Linked DNA regions of Homo sapiens: regions 1 and 3 are each linked to region 2. A link is a loop called in an ENCODE intact Hi-C map of the cell type or tissue named here. Cell type or tissue: heart right ventricle. All regions are shown on one strand.

The links. Peaks named below come from ENCODE experiments on the same cell type or tissue, not always from the same donor. Only the 100,000 strongest peaks of a DNase experiment are listed, where the experiment ranks them.
Region 1: a loop joins it to region 2, with 11 times the contacts of the local background. A loop is called at or near these places in 3 of 110 quality-filtered maps.
Region 3: it touches region 2 in a loop (2.2-fold over the local background); 3 of 110 quality-filtered maps call a loop at or near these places.

The regions. Positions count from the first base shown.
Region 1 is chr2:228,375,260-228,383,259 of GRCh38, reverse strand. No RefSeq gene overlaps it. Among named protein-coding and RNA genes, the nearest start is that of SPHKAP, 200 kb to the right of the region's middle. In heart right ventricle, no CTCF peak of the experiment used is centred here; no DNase peak of the experiment used is centred here; H3K27ac peaks cover 3,209 bases.
Region 2 is chr2:228,177,509-228,185,508 of GRCh38, reverse strand. SPHKAP (SPHK1 interactor, AKAP domain containing) reads left to right here and starts at 3,822. Exons shown (of 12, transcript NM_001142644.2): 1 at 3,822-3,942. The coding sequence starts at 3,911. In heart right ventricle, CTCF peaks have their summits at 3,648 (motif pointing right), 5,203 (motif pointing left) and 7,390; DNase peaks (open chromatin) are centred at 3,775, 4,067 and 5,128; H3K4me3 peaks cover 4,553 bases; H3K27ac peaks cover 4,058 bases; H3K27me3 peaks cover 1,083 bases.
Region 3 is chr2:228,340,081-228,348,080 of GRCh38, reverse strand. No RefSeq gene overlaps it. Among named protein-coding and RNA genes, the nearest start is that of SPHKAP, 160 kb to the right of the region's middle. In heart right ventricle, no CTCF peak of the experiment used is centred here; no DNase peak of the experiment used is centred here.

The DNA.
Region 1 (8,000 bases), 200 kb before region 2:
GGAGTTCTCTAGGAAACGGCTCATACCTGTGACATAAAGCATAAGGTGTGCTGTGTCCACAGGGATTTCTCCTTCCAAAATCTCAAGTAATGTCTTAAAAACTACCCTTAGCCATGTCGGTTAATAGTTAACTAAAATCACATGCCTTTTCCCTTGTTTTCATTTATAAATTGCTTACTGAGTACAATCAGAAAGAAATTATAAGACTGTACTCTTATTACTACAGGAAAACGTAGGATTTAAAATACTCATCACATTGTGGTTTTAACACAGCTCTCACCACCATTCTGCAAAATGTGCGCGCATACACACACACACACACACACACACACACTGCCCTGTGTCTGCAGTACCTTTCAGGTGGAGGAAGGTTGAAGTCACTTCTATTCACTATTAAGTCAGTTCTTCTTCACCTTAATAATTAGCTTTCAGTATCCTGGAAGACCCAGGTATATTTTGGAATTTCAATTATGTATAACCATATGGGTTATATATAGATTTTTTTCCTACAAATTTCTATTTTTTCACTTCCTCATTACCAACCTAAAAAATCTCTCCTTTAGGAATAAAATGTTGCTTATTAGGTGTCAGTCCAAAAGTTGAACATTCACATATTTTCCAAGATGGCTGTGAAAAAAATTTATTTTTTTCAAGTATGAGGGAATTCATATTTTAATTATTACAGAATCTCTGGAAATCAGTATTTTATCTTAAAGTTTGAAAAGTTAGGCTTAATATATAATAGTATGTTTAAATAACAAATTAGAAATGAAAATTTGTTTTAAAACTGCTCAATTAGCAACATCTATGAACATCTCTCTTCAGGAGTAAAACAATCTCTAATCCTTTTGTTGAATTTCTTTGTCATTGGCTAATATGAGGGCATTGTTATTTTTAGTAAGAAAATTTATTTTATTCACATTTATTATGATAGCTGATGTGATGTTATAACTCTTTTTGCATATTTTTCACTTCCCTGATTGATATCCATGTCTATTAATTTGGTTCTGGTATTTTCTGTATTTTGCCATATTGGCAGATGAAAACCATTTTATTTGGACACAGAGGGTATTTAATAAGTCATGATGATTCACATCAAATGTTACAAGTTTTTTCATTTTGTTTTCTTACAGTTCAGCACTGTCATGTTTAAAAAATTAAATGTTATTTTTAATTGACAAATAATAATTATATATTTATGGGGTACAATGTGATGTTTATAGCAACCTGAAGGTTTCCCAACAAGGTAAGAATAAAACTGAGCTCCTTAGCCTGACGTACAAAGCCCTGTGGGTCTTTCCAGTGGACTTCTCTCCATTCATCTTCTGTCATGATCCCCAACCCCCACTCTGCTCTAGCCACACTGACCTCCTTTCTGCATTTTAATCTAAGCACTTTCTTCCCGTCCTTCGCAATATAAAATTTTCCCTGCTTGTTTCAGTGTAATCATTCATTAATATTTGTTGGACATATGAATGAATAAGTACTAACAGAGTTTAAGGAATTGAAATTCAAGCTGGTCATAGGGCTTGGTGTCAACTCTTTTAACTTTCTGCTGGCTTCTTAATATAACTGGAAAAGGAGGCTGTCCTAAAAAGATTTGGTTTATGTTAAGTTCACTTTTATTGCGGCTGTTCATTGATGGGTTGATAACATACTAAATACATAGCCTATCTTTCTGCAATATTGTATATTATACCAAAACAAAAAACTCATTGAAAATTAGTCCTAATATCTTTACAGGAAAGACCTCAAGGAAATCCATGGCCCAAATACATGTAGTGACCATAAGCCATTTCCTAGAATGACTGTTTGAACCCTATTTAAACTGTAAACATAGTGTTGATTATCCCCATGACCTGGTGAAATATCCCAGAAACACTGGCATTTTGGATTTCAAACAATATGATCAGACTTGTCATGTCTGAAAGTGTCTCAAATATTATTTTTCAGCCCATGAATCCAGATTCATCTTTGTACAAAATATTCTTGCATAGACAGATAGAAGATATTTAACAAGTACAAACAGAGGAAACCCACTTAAATTTGAATTTGAATTTCAGATAAACAACACATTTTTTAGTATACATATGTTTTATGCAATATTTGCAACATACTTATGCTAAAAAAATTTTGTTCTTTAACGGCAGTTTCAATTTGACTGGAAGTCCTGTATTTTATCTGTCAACCCTGACTAGGGCCTACTACTGAGTGATGTCTCCTCCAATTGGTATACATACAATACCTGTCCTATGTACTAAGCACAAAAGGTTAGCATCTGCTACCTGCTGCCTTAGACTTTCCAAATGCAAAATATTCACTGATTGCCTCGCACTGTAGGTCTTAATAGGGACTTCGACCCTAGTTTAGTAAGGAATTGAGCCAGAGATGTGAAAATATAAATTTCTTCATTCCACATCCATGTCTGTTTCCATTGGCAGCACATTTTCTTTTCCTCAAAATCTTCTGAGAGTCCATTAAAAATTGCTTGGTTACATCATTCATCTAACAAACTGCTGTTTAGTCAGTTATTCAGTCAAAACTCCAAAGTGTTTTAAGATGATAGCATTAGTGGGAAATGGTTTATGTTTCCCAAATACTATAAAGTATCCAATAAACCTAGATGGGACATAAAATGTGGCCTCACTAGGGAGCTATCTCCTTTATGTGCAGGGTGAGGTCAACATTTTCACTTAGCAGGCAGAATTTTTCATCCACTGGGGAAACATGATTATTATAATATATGCTGTATTAGTCCATTTTCACACTGCTATGAAGAAATACCTGAGGCTGGGTAATTTATAAAGAAAAGAGGTTTAATTGGTTCACAGTTCCACATGGCTGGGGAGGCCTCAGAAAACTTGCAATCATGGTAGAAGATGAAGAGGTAGCAGGCACCTTCTTCACAAGGTGGCAGGAGAGAAAGGGCATGTAAAGAAAGAACTGTCAAACACTTATAAAACCATCAGATCTTGTGAGAACTCACTCACTATCATCAGAACAGCATGGGGGAAACTGTCCCCATGATCCAATTACCTCCCACCAGATCCCTCCCTCGACATGTGGGGATTATGGGGATTACAACTCAAGATGAGATTTGAGTGGGGACACTGAGCCAAACCATATCATATGCTATGTTTATTTTTAATGATTGTGTTCCTAGTTTGTAAACCCAATTTTCTTTTTCTGATAGGCATTTAGAGTGGGAAAAGAAGACATAAAAAGTGAACTTTTCAGATTTTTGCTAATAAGCGTATAAATGTATCTATCTGTATACCTATCTGTCTTCATATCTTCTATTTATAACAGAGGGAAACACAGGCTTATGCTTAGCCCCTACCTGTCTTATGGGGAAGTTTAAGCAAATGAGTATCTGTTCTCTCTTTTGCATAGATCTTCTCTCAACTGAATCTTTCACATTGGCTACTAAACATGTTAATCACTTCCCATAAAATAATTCTTCCCAGATCCTAAACCACCCATAGCTACTTCCTTTTATTCCTTTTCTTTACTCTACTTTCTTTTATTCATTCATAGCTGAACTTGTCAAGGTTTTTCATAGTCACTCCATTCTGACTTCACTCCCACTGCACTCTATACCTGCTGAACTATTTATTACTTCTGCCTTTACCATTCATACAACCAGCTCTCTTCAAGATTATTATATTACACATTGTGTAGATAAATCCTTAGCCTCTGTAGTAAGCAGAGTTATGACGACAAAAGATGTCCACGTCCTAGTCCCTAGGACCTGTGACTATGTTATGTTATATGGAAAAGGGGAGTTAAGATAACATAAAATTAAGTTTGCTAATCAGATGATCTTAAAATCTTGTATTATCCAGGAGGGCCCAATGTAATGACAAAGGGCCTCAAAAGTGGAAGAAGGAGGTGCAGGAGAAAGAAGCAGAGAGATGGAAGGATGAAAAGAACTTGACCTGATGTTGCTGGCTTTGAAGATGGAGGAAGAGGCCTTGAGCCAAGAATGCCAGTAGCCTGTAGAAGCTGGAGAAAGCAAAGGAATCAGTTCTACCTAGCGCTTCTAGAAAGAAATGCAGCCTACCAATGTGATTTTACTTGGTGAGATCTGTGCCAGATTTTTGACTGTCAGAACTGGGAGATAATAAACTTATGTTTTGTTAGAGCACCGAATTGGTAGTAATTTGTTACAGCAGCATTAGGAACTAATCCAAGTTCCTTGATCTAACACTCCCCTGGCTTTGCCCCAACTTCTCAGGAATCCCTATCTTTCCAGGCTTTTCCTCTTCTCTGAGGTATTTACAGCCTCATGCTCTGTGCTAAATGCACTTTCTACTTACTCTGTGTTAACCTCACCCAGGGCTCTAATCAGCACTTCTATACAGATAACTCACACATTTTCATTCCTAGCCCATACCTCTTGTTGAGTTCTAGGTCTATAAATATAACCGCTTGGCTGACAGCTGACAGCTCTTCTCAGATGGATCACAGTCACTTCAAAACAAATCAGGCCAAAAAAAAATTAAATCATAATCTTTTTTCCCTTTTAACTTGATCCTCTTCTGGTATGTTCTATCATCTCAGTAAATGGAACCATCGTCCATCTAGTCATATAAACCAGACATTTAGGAGTCATCTTCAACACTTCTTCTTTATCTCTTATATCAAATCACTATCTCACATGAATTTTACTTACTAAATTATTGCCAAAATCCATCTATCCTCTTCTTTATAATCTCCATTGGCACCATTCTGGCTGTATTGGTTTTCTATTGCTGTATAACAAATCAACACAAACTCAGCCGCTTAAAACAACACCCATAATATTAGGTCACAGTGCTGAAGATTAGAAGTTTAGCAGGGTGTGGCTAGGTTCTCTGCTCAGGCTGAAATCAAAGTGTCAGCCAGCTGCATTGTCATCTGGAGCTTGGAGTCCCTTTACAAGATCATTCCTGTTATTGCTAGAATTTAGCTTCTTGCAGTTTTAGCATCAAAGTCCCCATTTCCTTGCTGGCTGTCAGCGGAGGACTGCTCCTTGCTTCTTGAGGCCACCTGTGCACATTCTTCATCACGGAGTACCCTCAAACTTCAAGTCAGCAATGGTGCAGTGAATTTTTCTTCTGCTCGCAATCTCTCTGACTTCTCCTCCCACAACCAGCTGGAGAAAGCTCTCTAAGCAATTTTCAGGACTCAAGTGATTAGAGCCAGACACATCCAGCTAATTTTCCTACCTTAAGGTCAACTGTGCGTATAACATAACATAATCAGTGGTACAATATCTAATATTCATAGATTCTAAAGATTAGGGTGGGCTATCTTAGGGGGCTATTTTTGAAATCTCACCTACAACATTGGCACACGCTATCATCATCACTCTCTGTCCTATGAATTCACTTCCTAATTCATCCACCCAAATCCACTTTTCTCCCCCTGGCAGCCAGAGTGATCATCTCAAAACACACTCCCGATAATTTTAACCAGGTGCTTCCTTTTATTGCTCTTAGCCATAGTCGTGGCCTAGAGCCGTGCTGCCTGATGTGCCTTCTGCAGCCTGGTTTCCTGGACTGTTAATGCTCTGCAGGGAGATCAGAACAGAAACCAAGAGCAAGCGTCTAGACATTTTGATAGTGATTTCACAGAGTAGTTTTATGTCTATAAACTAAACATATACTTGGAGCTTGTATTTTATGTACTTTAAAATTTGTTTGGTTTTTAGTGACGTATTATTTACCTTATTTTATGTAAGTATTGTGCCAAGAAAATTGAAACAAACAAAACTGATTCTCCAGCACTGAGAAATGGGGAAGCGTGGGGCCAGTGAGCTCTGCACAGCCTGGTCTCTACTTCTCCAGCTTCATCTCATGCCATGCAGCTTCTCACTCTCTACCTCTGGCTATAGTGGTGTTCTGTAGTCCCTTTGGCATGCCATGTTTCTTGTGCCTTGCTGACTGCTCTCACTAGGTTACAATCTCCCCATTATATTTTCTCAGATACCTCCAATATGTACTTATCACAGTCTCAATATTTCTTATTTATAAATATGCAAATATTGTTAATGTCTTCATTCCTCCTAAAATGTAAGTTCTGTGGTGTCAGAGAGCTTACCTTCCACCTAAGTGGCACACACCCCGCTCCCTGCACAGTGCCTGACACATTACTGGTGCTCAACAAATGCATACAGAAAAAGAGGATGAATAAATACACAAAGGTATTCCATATTATTCAAATTCAAATAGCGCCTCAGCCAAGTATTACCTGTTTGATCTTAATCATGTTAGTTAAATCTGCTGTTTCATTGTTATTATAGGTAAGATGGAAATAATATTGACAGCTTCACAAGACTGATATGAAAATTAAAGCATGTGCAAAGGCTTTCTTTGAAAACTGCAAGAGGCTTTTAAGATGCAATTAATGAGTTGGTGTAAATTATGTTTCTTCCAACACATTGGCAAAAGGGCGAAATATACAACAAATCTAAAAGTCCTTTGGAAATATGTGCCACAGTCTTTAGAAATATTTAATCTTTGCTTCAATCATAGGGGTTCTAAAATTTTATTCTAACATAATAATCGGGCAAATATGCAATATATATGTAAAAAGATGTTCATTCCAGCATTATTTCTAATAAAAAAGTAAGAAAGACTCTAAATATAACCTCACACGTGAAGGGACTGTGGTAACCTGGTTGGCACAATTTAAGAAACAACCTAAATATGTTTCCCCCATATGAAGAGGGGTATGGACCAATGCTGGTAGAGGGCTGAGTATGGTACACAGTGTGACTGAAGAAAAAAATCTTTTTATACCCAGATACACAATGCTTTGCAGTGACAAGAGCCTACGAGTGTAACCCAAGCCTGAAGATTTATGATCACAATCATAGAGTAACCTCAACCTGAACATGACATGGAGAGGTTAGCTTGAGATTTACACTAACACTGGTGGCAGTGGGGCAGTAGACTCGATCCCCGGCACATAAGCTGTACAACTATTTCTATCAAGAGTCGACTTCTCCAAAACTGGTATCACTATGAGCAGAGAATCCCTGAGGCCTTCCTTTATGGTAGCGATTTAAAAAAAAAGCAACCACTTCTAAAGTAGATGTTTCAGAGGCAGTTATGGGGTTTCCAATCTTAATGAAATAATAACTCTGAGTTTTAAAATGTCTGCACCAACACAAGAGAAGCAATGTTCTCTATAAACACTTAGCAAGCATCCATAATTCTCGATTAATTCTTGGAGGCTCCAAAGTAGAAATACTGGATTGCCTGTGAGCTGGAAGGAGAGTGGCTTGAGACATTAATTTGAATGTAAAAGAAGTATGAATTAATATATCCTTCAAGTTGGTTCTACTCAGTATGCCGAACAAAATGCCTCAACTCTTTTTAAGTAAGAAAAAAAGATATGCTGTTTTGTTACTTCTCTCCCATATCCTTGTGCTCAATTAGGAAAAGATGAACTGATAAAATATACCGAGGACCCACCAGTCTAATTCCTGAGGATCCTTGGCAGGAACAGAGCCCAAATGAGAAAGGGTCTTTCTAAAGGGATGTTGCTTATAACTCACTGGAAACCACTTGAATAATGACTCTGAATTTGGAAGAACCGATCGGTGGAAGCAAACTTAAGTTCTACAGAGATGCTCTACTATGCAGAATTCAATGGTAGGAATAATGGCACAATGGACAATCCATGCTCAGCCTTAAGGCATTTCTGCTCAAATTTTCATAACACTACTGTAGATCCTAGATTTCTCTAATATTGATTAATATCACAAAGCCTATTTAGGATGTGGGTTGGAAGTTGTGTTAGCTAAGAAAAGAGAGCTTTCAGTTACAGCAAAACCATGGAGAAACATTCTGTCAGAAGGTAGAAGAAATAGAAGATTTTTACAAGGAGTACTAGAAAAAATTAATAAAGGAAGAGGGTGAAATATGGGCATAAAATGCACAAGAATAAGTGTATTTAGCAAAAACACATGCTTATGTGGTGCTCATGATGTGCCAGGCACTACTCAAAGA
Region 2 (8,000 bases):
TTATATAAATATAGCCACATGTGCTTTCTTTTAAATAATGTTTGCATAATATATCTTTTATCACACTTTTACTTTCAATCTTCCTATGGGGCTTTTGTTTGTTTGTTACAGAGAGCACATAATTGGGTCATATTTTTAATCCACACTGCCAATCTCTGTCTTTAAACCATTCTATTTAGACCCTTTACATTTAATGTACTCATTGGTACATTAAGCTCAAAATTGACAGGGTTTTATTTTGTTGTTTCTGTTTGTTTTCTCCTTTTTTGGTTTTATTTTGTTTCTGTTTGTTTTCTCCCTTTTTTGTTTTTGTTTCCTTTTTCCTCCTTTACTATGGGTTAAACATTTTTTAAAATCTTAAAATGATAAAAATCATTTAAATGATTAAAATAAAAAATTTTTTAAATCAATAAAACCAATTTGATTGATTTAACCTGTATTATTTTTGAGTATATCTATGTGCATAGCTTTATAATTTCTATGCATGTTATATATATGTGTATGTATGTATGTGTATATATGTATGTATATGTATATATAAATTTATAGTTTATTGGTGTTGTCAATTTGCCAGTTTGAGCAAAATGTGTAAACTTTACTTGTTACACCCTTTACCCTTCTCCCTTTAATATAATTGTCTTAAATGCTTTCTCTATATTTAGAAGCATATCAAAGTCATAATCTTTCCTTTGATTTTCAAATGTAGTTTAGGAAACTCAAAAGAAGAAATTCTGTTGTATCTTTCAAATTTTTCTTACTGTTTTCTTCTTTCCTGATATTCTAAGATGCCTGAAACTGTAAAGACAGTTTCATTGGTGTCTAGAGAATTTCCTTTAATCATTCTTTTAGGAGAGCTCTGCTGGAATTCTATACCATTTTCATCTTCATTTCTAATGAGTATTTTTATTAGACATAAGATTCTGTGTTCATAGTTGTCTTCCTCCACACCTGAAAAATGTTGTCAATTACTTCAGTCCTCCATGGCTTCTAGTGGGAAATCCACTGTTTTTGAACTATATTTCCCTTATGGGTAAAGTGATGTTTCTCTCCAACTAATAAAACAGTTTGTGTTTTATTTTGGTTACTGTATTTTTCACTTCTAAAATCTCCACTTAGTTTTTCTTTACATCTTCTACTTATATTTGCTTAGATATTTTAGGGGCTGACTTTCTATTTTTTTTATATTACTTATTAAATTATTTTTATCATGGCTGCTTTAAAATCTTTTGACAGATACATTTAACATCCCTGTCATTTCCATGTTATTTAGTATCAATTGATTGTTTTGTTTTGTGTTGATTCTCATTCAGATCTGATTCTTAATATGACAAATAATTTTCTATTAAAGGCTGCTTATTTGGGGCATTATGTTAGAACATTCTGAATTTTATTTAAAGAGCTGTTTTAGACGGATTCTCTTGACACTTCTCCTGTAAGGCAAGGAAAATAAGGGCAGCACTGCCTCATCACTACCAAGTGGGGTTAGAAGTCTGGGCTCCTCACTTGGCTTTTGTTGACACTTGAAAAACAGGTAGTGGCATTCATTACTGTGAAGCAAGGGTGGGTGGGAGTTCAGGGTCCTCACTAGGCCTGCACTGATATCTCTCTGGCTAAGAGTGGTAGGAGTACCCAGTTCCTGCTTCCCATGTGGCCTTCTGTGATTGGGAGTGGGGGGCAGGGGACACACACAGGGCCTTATTACTTCTGAACTATGGTTTTTGACTCTCCACAACAATTCCTCTGACACTGCTTCAGTGTAGAGTGGAAGTGGGGCGGGGCGGGGGGGGGGGGGTGCCGATTACTGCTCTGTGGATGTGAAAGTACAAGCTCCACTGATACCAAGGTGAAGAAGCGGTGCTGCTACTCCTTGTTAGGATTAAAAGTCCTGGATCCCATGGAACCAGCCCAAATGCCCATCAATCAACGAGTGGATAAAGAAATTCTGCTATACATATATATGATGGAATACTACTCAGTCATAAAAAGGAATGAATTAATGGCATTTTTAGCAATTTGGATGGAACACGAGACTATTATTCTTTGTGAAGTAACTCAGGAATGGAAAACCAAACATATGTTCTCGCTCGTAAGTGGGAGCTAAGCTGTGAGGATGCAAAGGCATAAGAATGCTACAATAGACTTTGGGGACTCAGGGGAAAGTGTGGGAAGGGGGTAAGTGATAAAAGACTGCAAATTGGGTTCAGGGTATACTGCTCAGGTAATGGGTGCACCAAAACCTCACAAATCACCACTAAAGAACTTAAGTAACCAAATACCACCTGCTCCCCAAAAATCTATGGAAATAAAAAATATTTTTTAAAAAGTCCTGGCTCCCTACTTTGCCTTAATGCCACCTGTATGTGTGGAATGGGAAGGGGACTTCATTATTTCTGTGTGGATGTGGAAGTTCAAGCTCTTCTTGGCACCATGACGGGGGAAACGAGACATGAAGAGGTGAGTGCGGCCAGTGTTTGGAGGGGATGAAAGTCCTGGTCCCTACTTAGTCTCCTCTGACACCACCTCGCCCAGGGGACTGACTTACATCCTTAGAGCCTACAGATGGTGAAATGTAGGCTCCCTACTTGGCCTTTGATGGTGTAGTTGAAAAAGGTCCACAGGTTTTTTCTCATGGTGTTTGGCCACAGTGGAGCTATTATTGTGTGTAAATTTTCCATCTTGCTAAGCTGCCTCTCTCCTGATCCTTTGGCTAGAAAGAGGAGTCCTTTGTCAAGGCTTTTCCTGTCTCTGCCCCTTGACATTTCCGGGTTGTCATCTTCTTCAGCCAAAGTCTGGGAGAACCTCAGGAACCCATCATCATGCCAAGCCTTGAGTCCCAGGATCTCTAGCTGGTCTGCATTCTTCTGTCCACCTTTTTCTCATGCCTGTTTCAGAGATAATATCCGGGGGATTTCGTTGTACTTACTAGGAGGAATAGCTAAAAGTACATTGGCTCAACCTTCCCATTTGTGGAAGTCCCAAATTTTATTTTTAATTTGTTTTTTAATTGGAAAAAGAAGCAGATTCAACAGCGCCCTCATTTTAGCAGATATTTGCTACTATCAGTGTCTTTCTTCTTAAGAAAACTGTCCTTTTTGCTCAGGGAGATACCCAGCCGTCAACTGGGGAAGTTTGTGACAGCTCTCCCTCCCAGGTTCTGAGTGCTGTCCTCGGATGGATGGCCGCTCTCATAGGTTTTGAGATTTCTATGTGCGCACACGGTTCTAACAGAAGAGAGAGAAGACTAAGTCACAGTTAAGCAAAATGAGTTAAAGAAACGTGAAAACCAAAACCAAGAGAGAAAGTCCAAATAAAGGGAAAAGACTTAGGAGGTCAAAGCCAGCATCGTTCTGAGTGATCGACCATAACATGGTAGACCACAAACAAAAATGAAATCGACACAGGAAGCCAGAGGAGTGGCGCGCAACCAGTGGGGAGTGTCGGCATTGCCAGGAGTGAGGGCGTGAATGTGGGAAAGTGCGTGAACAACTTCAGGGCTCAGACCTACTGTACGCCAGCGAGAAAGGGAGGGGAGACGATGGTGGTTGGGGAGAGAGGAATTTTGTCGGAGTCACCTATGCTTCTGGGCACGAATGAGCGATAGAGCAGGATCCTCGAGCAACTGAGACTGGGGCCCGCCTGCAGGAGGCAGGAGCCAGGCAGAAAGGTGGGAGCGTTGGCCACGCGCTCCTGCAAGATCAGAGAGGACGGCGGGAGGGGACAGCGGGCGGTCGCAGCGCACAGAGCTTGCTGGCCAGGGAGGAGCTAGTCTCCGTGGGCGCCGCCGCCGCCCCAGCCTGCGCGCCTCTCTCCTGGCGCGCGCCAGTCTGGCACTCTGGGAGCTGGGTCCTAGCACCACAGACTTATCCTTCGCCTGCACTTTCCGTCTTTCTTCTCTGGGCGCCCACCAACAATGGATGGCAACTCCCTGCTCTCGGTACCAAGGTAAGACCCGCTTCTTTCTATGCCCAATACCATGTCGATCAAACTCCGTTCCGCGTTGTGAGTCGCTCACCAACTTGCCCCAGAGCGCTTCGGTTTGCACGGGGCTCCCAGCGAGGAGACAGGGGTCACTGCACTTGTAAATAAGTCCGGCCCAGCCTCGCTGGAGCTACAGGGGACCCTGTCAACTGCCCCACAGGGCGCGATGCTGAGTGGGGCCTGTGCGCTGGAGTGGCACGGGTTGGGGGTCAGCCCCGTGCCCGCCTCTAAGGCCCAGGGACGGAGGTCTGCTCTGCCCTAGGTGGAGCCAGGAGCCGGACTTTCCGCGGACACAGCTTGGAGAGGTTTCACACCTTGTGGAGAGACAGATTCCAAGGTCTAAAACAGGAGGGAACCGGGCTAGGGCAAAGTACCCCCGCTTTCCTTCCACCTTGACCTGGGCGGGTGTCTGGGGCTGCTGGGGTGGGGAAGATTGTCCCTCACCCCCGACCGACACCTAGACTGCCCCCAAAGCGAGATCTTAAGACAGGGCAGAAAACACCTAGGTCCCCTGCAGTCCCACAGTCCTCCACCGTCCCCACACCCCCTGCCAGTCTGCGAGTTCCTTCTTTAACACCTTTGGTTTTGCTCGTCCCCCACACCGGGGTAGGTCACGGACGCCACCCCAGGCGCTGCCGGGTGCGAGTAACGTGTTTTTCGGGGTGTGTTTCTTTCTCCTGTCTCTTTTTTGCCCCTGTTCCACACTCCTTCTAACTCAGTCCTTTGCGAAATTAAGAACCTGAGATTTTTATGTCTTTCCCATAAATGTCTGGGTAAATCGGGGCGGTGGTGCTGGGCCTGCTCCCCCAGCCGGGCAGGTGGCCTTTGCGCTCTTTGCGCTCGCTGGGCGCGGAGCGCTCGCGCCGGGAGCCAAGGATGCTGTTGCTCCCAGGGAGAGGGTGTCCTGGCTGCGGCGCAGCCCCACCTCTCCTGGGCAGCGGCTTAGCGTGGCTCTTCGTGCCATCCCTACTCCCTCTTTTCCCCAAGCAGGTAGGTAGGTAGCTTCCAGAGCAGAGCACCAGGCCCTAGAATAAACACTTTAAGTTCGGATTCTTGGAGAGCAGCAAAACCCAATATCCACTGGCCAGGGCACACATGGAGTGATACTACATTGCCAAGGAGCCGAGATGCGGTGGGAGGGGAGGTGGGGGTGGCGGAGGAGGAGAGAGACTGCTTTCCAAAGGCATTGAAGGCTGCCATCTAGAGACCTGAATTATTTGTATTCCGCGATGAAATAACGCTTTCTCAGCTCCACAGGCACTTCCTCCTTAAGCGTCCCTTCGCTGCGGGGATAGCAAATGGTTCAGAAAAGGCCCGCTGTGGTTTCTGTGCACTCCTTGAAGCAGCTCTTAAGTGAAGTCTCAATCCCCACCCTCCCGATCCCTGCCCCAGCGGAACAGGGTCAAAGGACCACCGCTGTCTTTCCATTTTGCCGATTTTTTAACTTAAAAAAAATTGCCAGTGATGTTTACGCAAAGGCATTAAGGTGTTTGGAAAGTCATGTAAATTGGAAGCTCACTTTCTCCACCTATCTATTCTACTGTCTAGGGCAAATGGTCATTAGAATTGAAACGGTGAATTGGGTGGTCCTAATAATCTTCCGACAGAGATTTTTGATAACAGATTGATTGCTTTAATCCGGTTTTACAGACCAATATAGCTGCGCCTGAATCCTGATTATATTTCTATTCAAATACCGGAACATTTTCTAAATTACTAGAAACACATTGTGCCAGTAATTTATTACAATTATTTCTGTCTCAGTACTATAAAATGACCTTATAAAGAGCAAAGCAACTCTGATGATATTGCTCTGTATCTTGTAGTGGCCTATCAAAATGTTAATATAGGCTTAATATCAGCTGCAGCAAACTAAGCTTTTTGAACCTGACTTTTTATTCACCAATTTCCACAAATCAGTGTAGTAATTTCCGGTATTTTATTAGCCTTCTTAATCCACAAATCAGTGTAGTAATTTCGGGTATTTTATTAGCATTCTTAATCATGTAAATTAACTCCTGTACATGAGTTGATTCAATCCTCTATTTCATTGTATACAAGAAACACCATTCCTTTTCTATAAGACTTAATTGAAAGCCATAGGGATTGGGATGCAAAAAGAAAATTAAAATTTTTAATGGTGTAGACAAATCATGTATTAGTCATGCTACTTGTTCACAAAACATTGCATTTTAAAGAATTGATTATTGAATATTCCACATAAGCTTTTCGAAGAAACCAACAATGATCAGCAAATATCAAATTGCTATTGTCAAGGCTTGTGATGTCCAAGTCTGAAAACATTTTTGGTATCTAATAAAATTAAGTTGGTGGTTATAAATCACTGTTTCTCTTAAGAATTAGAAAACAATTTAAGACATTCTACTTAATCATTAGAGAAAACAAAATGATTTAATAACATTGAGTTAATTATAGAATATATTTTATGTTGGCTTTTCCATTTTCTTAGAATTTTCAATTAAACACAAATATAAATTACTGAAATTTCAATCAAGCAATATTCTGTGATGATTGATATTAAAACTAAATTTGACTCATATACTTCAGAAACTGTAAAACATGTTTTTTTTTTTTAAGGAAATGTTTTGGGTTCTTTGAGTTATTAAACTGTATTCCCTTCCTTCTGTGAAAACTCTAATTCATTTTTACTATGAATATTTTCATTTTTAAAGGTGCAGTAAATTATGTGGATTGCGTCACAGATTTCTTAAAATCACTGGTTATCAAAGCTGGAAGATATCGTCCATAAGGAAACCAAGCTGTGCAGAGATTAAATGTTTCCATGTTAGTTGCGTTATAGACCTGGAATCCAAGTGTTTTCTGACTAGTAGTCCATCAAGAAAAAAAAAATTTAAGAGGGATTTTTTTTTAATCTAAAATCGCTGATAGAGGTTCTTTAGTCATCTATTTTATGGAAAATTGATTTGATTTGCTAAGTCGCAAAATTAGATATTAGAAAAACAAAAAAAGAATCAAAGGACATCCATCCAGTGTGTTCTATAGTACACTGTATTACAATGCAGTAGTTTCCACTTACAGAAAAAAAGTCAGTCTCACTTTTATATTGGTAACTAGCGTGTGTTTCGTAAGGTGTTATCAAGTGTTATCTAATATATTAAATTATTTGATCATCACATCCTTGTGAGTCAATCATGACAGATATTATCATCTCCATTTCCTAGCTGAAAACTCTGAAGCCAAAGGAAATTAAATAAAGGAAATAATTGTATTTAAAAATCCATATAAATTCTATGTAGCAGAGCTAGGTCATCCACAAAATTTTTCTGCCTTCAAGTCCAGTTTTCTCTTGTGTACTGATTGAAAATCCATACTTTATTTTAAATGGAAGGAAAAAGAATTTCTGGTACACAATTTGGACAAACACTGATACCATCAGAACACATGGGGGCAGCCTAAAAGCAAGGAGACCATCTTTTAAAGCCAACAAGTGCTAAAAATAATCTTTTTTAGCAAATAGAAATAGTTTGTCACCTTGGCCATATCTAAGCTTGAATTTGAATGTTAAGAGAGTTCCCTGTTTTCTAAACATTTGCATTGTTATACTGTACTGTTTTGTTCTTTTTGCTTGGTTTACTGGATTCTATTTTAATAATAAAATTTTTATATGGCATTTCGAATGATAAGATCAAAACTCATCAAATGTAAACTTTTGAAAAAACTAGATTGATTTTCTCCATGTGTAATAATGTATATAGGCTTCCTGTCATTTTGTTTTAACCAATCTAAAGTTTAATGCAGACACATTTCACTAAAACTCATCAGAATCTCAAGATTTTACCCCTCAGTATGTTAGTTCCAGGAAAAATAAAATTGATTTTTTAAAATGGAACAAACAACCCAATACTGTATACTGGACTATGATCTTCCATCACCAAGTTTTTATAGAAAGGTTAACTGATTTTAGATTTGCACAAAAGGAGATATTTAAGAGTATATTTAAATTTCTTTGTCCTATTTATGAAAAACTTTCAGAAAAGATT
Region 3 (8,000 bases), 160 kb before region 2:
GGGAGAGAGGGAGGGAGGGAGGAAGGAAGGAAAGAAAGAAAGAAAAAAGAAAGAAAGAAAGAAAGAAAGAGAGAGAAAGAAAGAAAGAGGGGAAGGAAGGAAGGAGAGAGAGGAAGGGAGGGAGGGAGGAAGGAAGGAGAGAGAGAAGGAAGGCAGGGAGGGAGGGAGGGAGAGAGGAAGGAAGGAAGGAAGGAAGGAAGGAAGGAAAAGGGGAAGGGGAAGGGGAAGGGAAGATACATGTTACTGCATGGATGCACCTTGAAACTTTATACTCAGTGAAAGGAACCATACATGAAAGGCCATACACTGCATGATTCCATTTATATTAAATGTCCAGAATAGGGAAATCCATGGAGACAGAAAGCAGATTAGTGGTTTCCAGGGACTGGGGGAGAAGGGAATGGTCTGTGACTATTAATGGACATGGAGATTATTGTGGGGATGATGAAAATGTTCTGGAATTAGCTAATTGTAATGGTTGCACAACTTTGTAAGTATACTAAAAAACACTGAATTGGACACTTTAAAAGGGTGAATTTTATGGTATGTGAACTCTATCTCAATAAAAAAAAAAAAAAAAAAAAGAAAGGAAGAAACCCACAGAGTGGAGAAGTTTAAATACAAAAGAGTCAGAGGAACCAATACTGCTTGAAGAGGTTAAGGTGATCCAACATTAGAGCTATCAATAGAAGGCAACTCTTGGTGACAGCTCTCTGGAAGTAATTAAGCTTCAGCATAATGGAAATGGAAGAGAGTAAGCATCTCACTGGAGCTGATTTTCTAGGGAGATTTAGTCCCAAAGCAATCAAGGCTTGGAAAACTGTAACTAGGATTTAACGGTTGGCCATCAAGGAGCAAACTACTGTGTTTTTTTGATTTTCTTGTTTGTTTGTATTTTTGAGATAGAGTCTGGCTCTGTTATCCAGGTGGAGTATAGTGGTGCGATCTCAGCTCCCTGCAGTCTCAGCCTCCTGAGCTCAAGCAATTCTCCCACCTCAGTCTCCCGAGTAGCTGGGACTACAGGCATGAACCACCGTGCCCGATAATTTTTGTATTTTTGTATTTCTTATGGTTTTGGTAAAGACTAGGTTTTGCCATGTTTTCCAGGATGGTTTTGAACTTCTGGGTGCAAGTGATCCACCCAACTCCGCCTCCCAAAATGCTGGGACTATGGGAGTGAGCCACTGCACCCAGCCAAACTGCTGTGATTTTTAAAGTATTTGAGAAGGACAACCTATAATTAAACTCAAGCCTACTGTCATCCAGCCAGATGAAACTATTAGTCTTCATTATTTAGGCAGTAAATGTTAAAATAATTGCATTTTCCCCTGTGTGTTAGTGATGTACTAACTACAATTACAGACATATTTCTTGATTTTTATGGCCTAAGTTATAGTAATTAGATTTATCAAGTTGTCAAATATATGTATGTATGTCTATTTTCACTCCAGTGTATTCATATAATAAAGTATTTCCACTAGCCAAGATCTTTAATAATTCGTATGTATCTTCATGTAAGCATGATTCATAGGATTTAATCAACTAGAACATCTCATCCTCATCCTAAGTCTGTAATCTTAAATGTGAATACCTAAAGGGAACAAGAACTAGTAAGTCAAAAATAAAAATAAAAAAATTTGAAGTAGAGAGGTTTAATGATAGGAAGAGATGCAGACTATAGTAAAGTGCAGAGTTCGTGCCCCTCTAACCAGAACCCCTTTCCTCAGGCACAGCTAAGTAAAACATTTTTGCCCAATATATCCACATATTCCAATTCTTTGGAAGGAAATCCAGAATTGTAAAGTTCTATAAGGGAAATCTACTTTTTTATGTGTACATATATAAAATATAGCTTTTGACAACTAAGCTAAGAACAATAAATATCACATTTTTTATTTTTAAAATATTTATTTTATTTAAGACCTCTCTCCTTTGTCAGAAAAATATGACCATTTTGTCTCCAATAGTCTCAAGTCCAGTTTTCCACATGAGACTTCAGAGACTTCTGGTGACATTGTTATATTATTCAAATCTGTGCCATCTAATTGCCTAGATGATTGCTCAATTGTTTACCAGATCATTAACAGACTTTATATATCCTGTGTGATTAAATTTAACCAAGCAAGGTGTCAATTAATTTTTATATTTTAAAGTTAATTCTTTTAACAGAAATAAATAGAGTCGACTGAGTACAGTGGCAAATGCCTGTAATCCCAGCACTTTGGGAGACTGAGGTGGGCAAATATGCTTGAGCTCAGGAGTTCAAGAACAGCCTGGGCAACATAGCAAAATCCTGTCTCTACAAAAATACAAAAATTAGCTGGGTGTGGTGGTATGCACCCGTAGTCCCAGCTACTTGGGAGGCTGAGGTGTGAGGATCACTTGAGCCCCAGAGGCAGAGGTTGCAAGGACCCAAGATCGCACCACTGCACTCCAGCCTGAGTGACAGAGCCAGACCCTGTCTCTAAAGAAATAAATAACAAATAATAAGAGTCTAGTGTTGTTTATAGAGACTGACTTATTGCTCCCACCCTGAATTTCCAACTGGTTAGTAATGATTTCCACCTGGAAGTCAACAAAGCATCTCAAAATCAAAATGTAAGAACAATAGATTTATCAATCATTGTATTCACCATTTCTGTTTGACTCAATGCCATCAACATAACTCCCTGTTCTCTGTCTTACTATGCAATCGGTTGAGTCTCATTGTCACTCTGAAATATCTTTCACAGCCATCCTGTTTTCTCCATTGCCAGTACCATGGCAGTCAGAGCCTTTTTAACCTCCCATGTGAACAACTACAATAAATTTCACAATCTTTTTCCAGCCCCCAGCCAAATACCTATTTGGGGAATAAGAGTCATCATCAATTACCACAGTGATTGCTTTACTGTCCCACTCCAAAAACTTAAGGCCTCTCCATTGCTCATAAAACAAAGAACAAACTCTATGGCGAGGAAAGAAATTCACATTTTGTGAGTATGGATCATAAAATTACTTCTGGAGTCCACTGGACCTGAGTTCAAATTCTGGTTCCACACTTACTAGAATGCCTCTATTGAGTTACATTTCATAATCTCGAGACTCATTAACTATGCAATCAGGCTCTTAGCACTTATCTGAGAATAGGTTATTGTAAGAAAACATGAGAAAACTTTTGTGAAATAGCTAACATGGCTCCAGTAATTTGAATTGTACTGCCAGTAAGAAACTAGACCTGAAATTTTATCTTGTTCCCTGGCTCAGGAAAATGTTTTGATCTCCTGATTAAACTGCATATAGGTCTGAATCATGAGTAAATATCTGCTGAAGACAAACCAACAAGATTGTGCATAAGGTGGAATTCCTCAGTACAACGATGCTTATAGCCTTCCCTACCTTATCTGAGTGACCCTCAAAACCACAAAGCAATGACCTCATGCCAGACAATCTGCCCTTCATTGCTCCGAAAGAACATTCCTTTGTGTAACAATTGGAGAAATAGAAGTAATTTCATGAGAGCAATAATAAGAACAACCAAACAACAAGTATATCAGTAAAAGATGGGACCTTGGAAAGCTAGCAAAGGACTGTTGAATTTAGCCTCTCCAGTTTCTCAGTCTTTTATCTCTACTACACATTAAATTTACTACTTCACAACTTTTTTCTTAGTTTGCCCAACATATGGATTGAAATCTAAAATAGTCATTTATTTTCTGCTGTTTCTATGTTAGACTGTTTCAGTAGGTGTTGGAATCTGCATTTGCATTTGCTGCACCAACAATTTAAGATTACTTTTCCACTCTTCTTTGCAGGAAAACAAATGCAGTATGGTAATAAAATATTCCTAATTGTTAATGTCCTCGATATTGATGCAAGTAGAAGTTATTTCTCTTCTCATCTGAGAAATAGGCTGAAAGGCTCGCCTGACCTTAGAGGAATCTACCCATGGGAGAAGACTGATTTGCATCTTCCTCCGCTTTCCCATGCAACATAGCCAAGTGTTTATAGGTACAGTTTCTGACCATGAACAGAGCAAAAATTGTCAGTTCCTGTCTCTTGCCTTCAACTGGGTTTCCTGGAAACAGACTGAGACAAGAACTGTGTGCCCGTGTATTACTGGTAGTTGATTCCAAATGACATGTCTAAGGAAGGAGGAAGGCAGGACTGGGCAGAAGGGGAAGCTCACCTGCACTGTTGCTGCAATGAAGGCTTTAGCCAATTCTATAGCTAGAGAACTCCAGAGCTGGGATAGCCTTTCCATGTTGTCTCAAACTAAGAAAATGTGGCTAGACTTTTGTATCTTTGCACCAGTCAGTCATTAGCAGCAAGCTACCCTTGAAAGAGTGTATAGCCCTGGTCAAGTAGACCTTGTGGCTGAGGCTAAGTCCAGTGAGGGACAGAGATATGATCAGCAACTGATGTTCACAGTGGTCGGCAGTGGAGGAAATGGGTGTATTATCCCTAAAGAAGAGATCTGGTGTTCATTACAGATCCCCAGAAAAATTAAACCTTATGCCATGGATTCATTAGCTCTTATCTACTGAGCTAACCAGCCACATGAGAGTTGATTAATATGGTAGGGGGAGTAAAGTCAACCAGCTGATTTCAATGCTCAGAGCACCAATTCGTCTGGTTCAATTATATAACTCTGATGGGAGAAACACATGAAGGAAATGAAAGTGAAACTCTTAAGTTCTTTCTGAGCATAAAGTGTTAAGAGAGTAACATGAATTTTATTTTAGATACTCTCAATACAACTTTGTTAAATAAAATAATAAGTCAAAATTAATCCCAAATCCCTAAGCCACAGTTCAGTGCTCAGCATAAGTCTCCAGTGTGGCGGCACTGCTGCTAATTTAAAGCAGACAGATTCTAAGGTTTTTCTCAATACCATATCATTACTTCATTCACCCTTCTTAGTGTTAACTCCAACCCCTCTATTTATTGTATCTGCTCCCTTGTAACTTCTGATATCCCCCTAAAAGAGCTCTCCCAGGACTTTTTTTTTTTTTTTTTGAGCTGGAGTTTCGCTCTTGTTGCCCAGGCTGGAGTGCAATGGCGCGATCTCGGCTCACTGCAACCTCCGCCTCCCGGGTTCAAGCAATTCATTCTCCTGCCTCAGCCTCCCAAGTAGCTGGGATCACAGGTGCCTGCCACCATGCCTGGCTAATTTTTGTATTTTTAGTAGAGACAGGGTTTCACCATTTTGACCAGGCTGGTCGCGAACTCCTGACCTCAGGTGATCCACCGGCCTCGGCCTCCCAAAGTGCTGGGATTACAGGCGTGAGCCACCATGCGTGGCCCCAGGACCTCTTTAGCACCTCACTCGTGCAAGTGCCTGAACCCCTGCCACCTCACTTTGACCCCCTCCCTCCCTTATCCTCACTCTGTCGAAGATTGAACTTATACTTTCCAAGATGACTCTACTATTAAAGGAAAGGCATTAGACAGGGCAGAACCATCCTTCCCAGGTTGGCATGGCAAAAATTCACAATTGTGGCAACCTAAAGAACTGGGCTACAGAGGAAGAACTAACCAAATGGTTAATTCTCATGATTCATTGTTCTTGAATTTTCAGAATTAGGTACAATTGATCGCTCGCAGCATTTTCTTTAGGAGGGACTTTCCAGAAGTAGTGTTACTGAAAGGTTCAATTAGAGACACAAAATCATGGAAAGTTCTTTTCTTGGAATCTAGTCTCCAGGTTTTTCTTCTATCTTCCTGAAGCTTCTTCTGCATTTCTGTGAATGGCTCCTCTTCTTCTGTAGGCTGGAGGGTATCACCAGCAAAATAGTCAGAGTCAAATTTATTCTGGGTGAAGATTTTGCTACTTGCATAATATGAAGATAGAGTGTGGCAAGGGAATTGAGAATTTGTTTTTTTCATGAATGAAGCGTGCATATGTGGGGAGTTATTGCCAGTGAGAAAAGTTAAGGAGTCAGTGGATTGGAAGTTCAATGGGTCAAAGAATGGTTCAAATAGAATTCATGGGGTAAGCAAAAGATTGGATATGGTAAAGAGAGTAAGAGACTTAAAAATAGAGATTTTAGAATGATAATAAAAGGTCAAAGTATGACTGTATAAAAATATGATTGAAGCTGGATCTAGGCTAATGTGTTGGATAATTCATTTACATGAATGTATAAGATTAGTAGTGTAAAGAACAGTGAGACCGGGTACTTGAATCTTCAATGAATGAGAAGAAAACACTGCGATATTGGTAGACCACTACTGTAAGTGAGAGTAGCATATATTATGCCATTTATTTCAAAAGAATTATCTTTTGAAATTTTTTTACATATTTATTTATTTGTTTTGTGTAGGAAGGAGAAAAGGTATTAGAAATAGCAGTGTGGAACGAATAGCATTTCTACAGCACCTCCAGAATCTCTGGAAACTGTGTCATGAGGAGAAAACAAACATTTCTTAAAAGAACTGTCCACCAAACAGTGTCCTTAAGGAATTGCCACATTTTAATTACAGGAATATGGTAAAGGGAATGTTCAAAGAAATGCTTAAAGATATTATACATGTTACAAATGACTGTAAGTTGAAGAGGACTTTGAGAAGTTAGAGATATGTGAAAATTTGGGTCCAACTATGGTATTTCAGTCAGAAACTCAGCTGGTTTGAGTTTTCACTAGCTGGAGTTGTCTAAAACTACATTCTTGAAGGGTCTAAGTCCTCAGTACTCTTGATTGTTTCCATTTGTTGTAATTTCCCATTAAGTTAGTATCAAGAAGGGTCCCAGATAATCCCCTGGATTTTATACATAGTGCTTCTTGCCACCACTGTATAGCAGCAACCTAATTTCCTCCTGGTTATTGGAATCAAACACTTCAGCCGTTAGAGCAACCCCTTTTATTGTCTGCTGACAACTCCGTGGCTTAAGAAGCCCAGGTGGCCAGCTAATAGTCTCATCTTCAAATTCAATGGAAGTAGAGACTTATTCCTGTCAAAATGAGATGGTGGGGACCAAATTTATTCTTCCACCTGATCAAAAAGAACAAAATATGTTAAGCAAAATGTTCAAGATATGCAATATCAGGTACTGAACGAGATCCCCAAGAGATGAAAAATGAAATGAAATGAGCTCTATGGTCACCCCCAGACTACTGCCTGGAGCATAATTCCATAATATAGTGCTGGAGTGGGAGGAGACCTGGGTAGGAACTGTTGATCTCACTGTTAGGAGGAACCATAAAAATGGTTTGAGAAGGTCAAGATTGCTAGAGTTTGTAGGGTAGAGAGTAGGAACAACAAAGATGCTTATGCAGATAGCTCCTGAGATTTGCAGAGTAGCCCCCCTTGAGTTTTCAGCTGAGTAATGAGTAGCGCATGTAAAAAAGTAAAAAAAAACTACCAAAAATATATAAAAGGATTCAAGTGAATTATAAATACTCAGTGTTCACCAACGGCCAGAAACGGATTGTGTTCCTACCTTCTGAATGAAAGAATGCAAAATGAAAACCCTCATAATTCAAAGGGCATAGAGTAGAATAACAAGAAGGCTTTTACCTGAGTAATGGGGGGAAGATATTTCTAGAGTAAATTCTGCTCTGCTCCTGCCTTATTGAGTTTAAATGCAAGACCAGAAAAGACTGAATTGTTTTCAAGTAATTTAATTACATCCCACTGCTAAGCTTAAAAAGTACAGTTAGGTATATAAAAATATTCAGTATCCAATTTGGTAATTGCATGTCTGGTATCTAATCAAAAATGATCAAGCTGGAAAATAAGCAGAAAAATATGAGCCACAATGTAAATAAAAATAAGTCAGCAAAAACTGACTCAGGAATAACACATATGATATAATTTGCAGATAAGCACATAAAGCAAGCATTATAATTATGTTTCATAAGCTCCAAAATATAGAAGAAATTTGAAGACATGAAAAATATATTTTTAAAAGCCCACTCAACTCAAACTTCTAGAGATAAAAACAATAATATCTTACATGAAAAATACACTGGATAGGATTAACTGCAGCTAAGATATTGCAGAAGAAAAGATTAGTG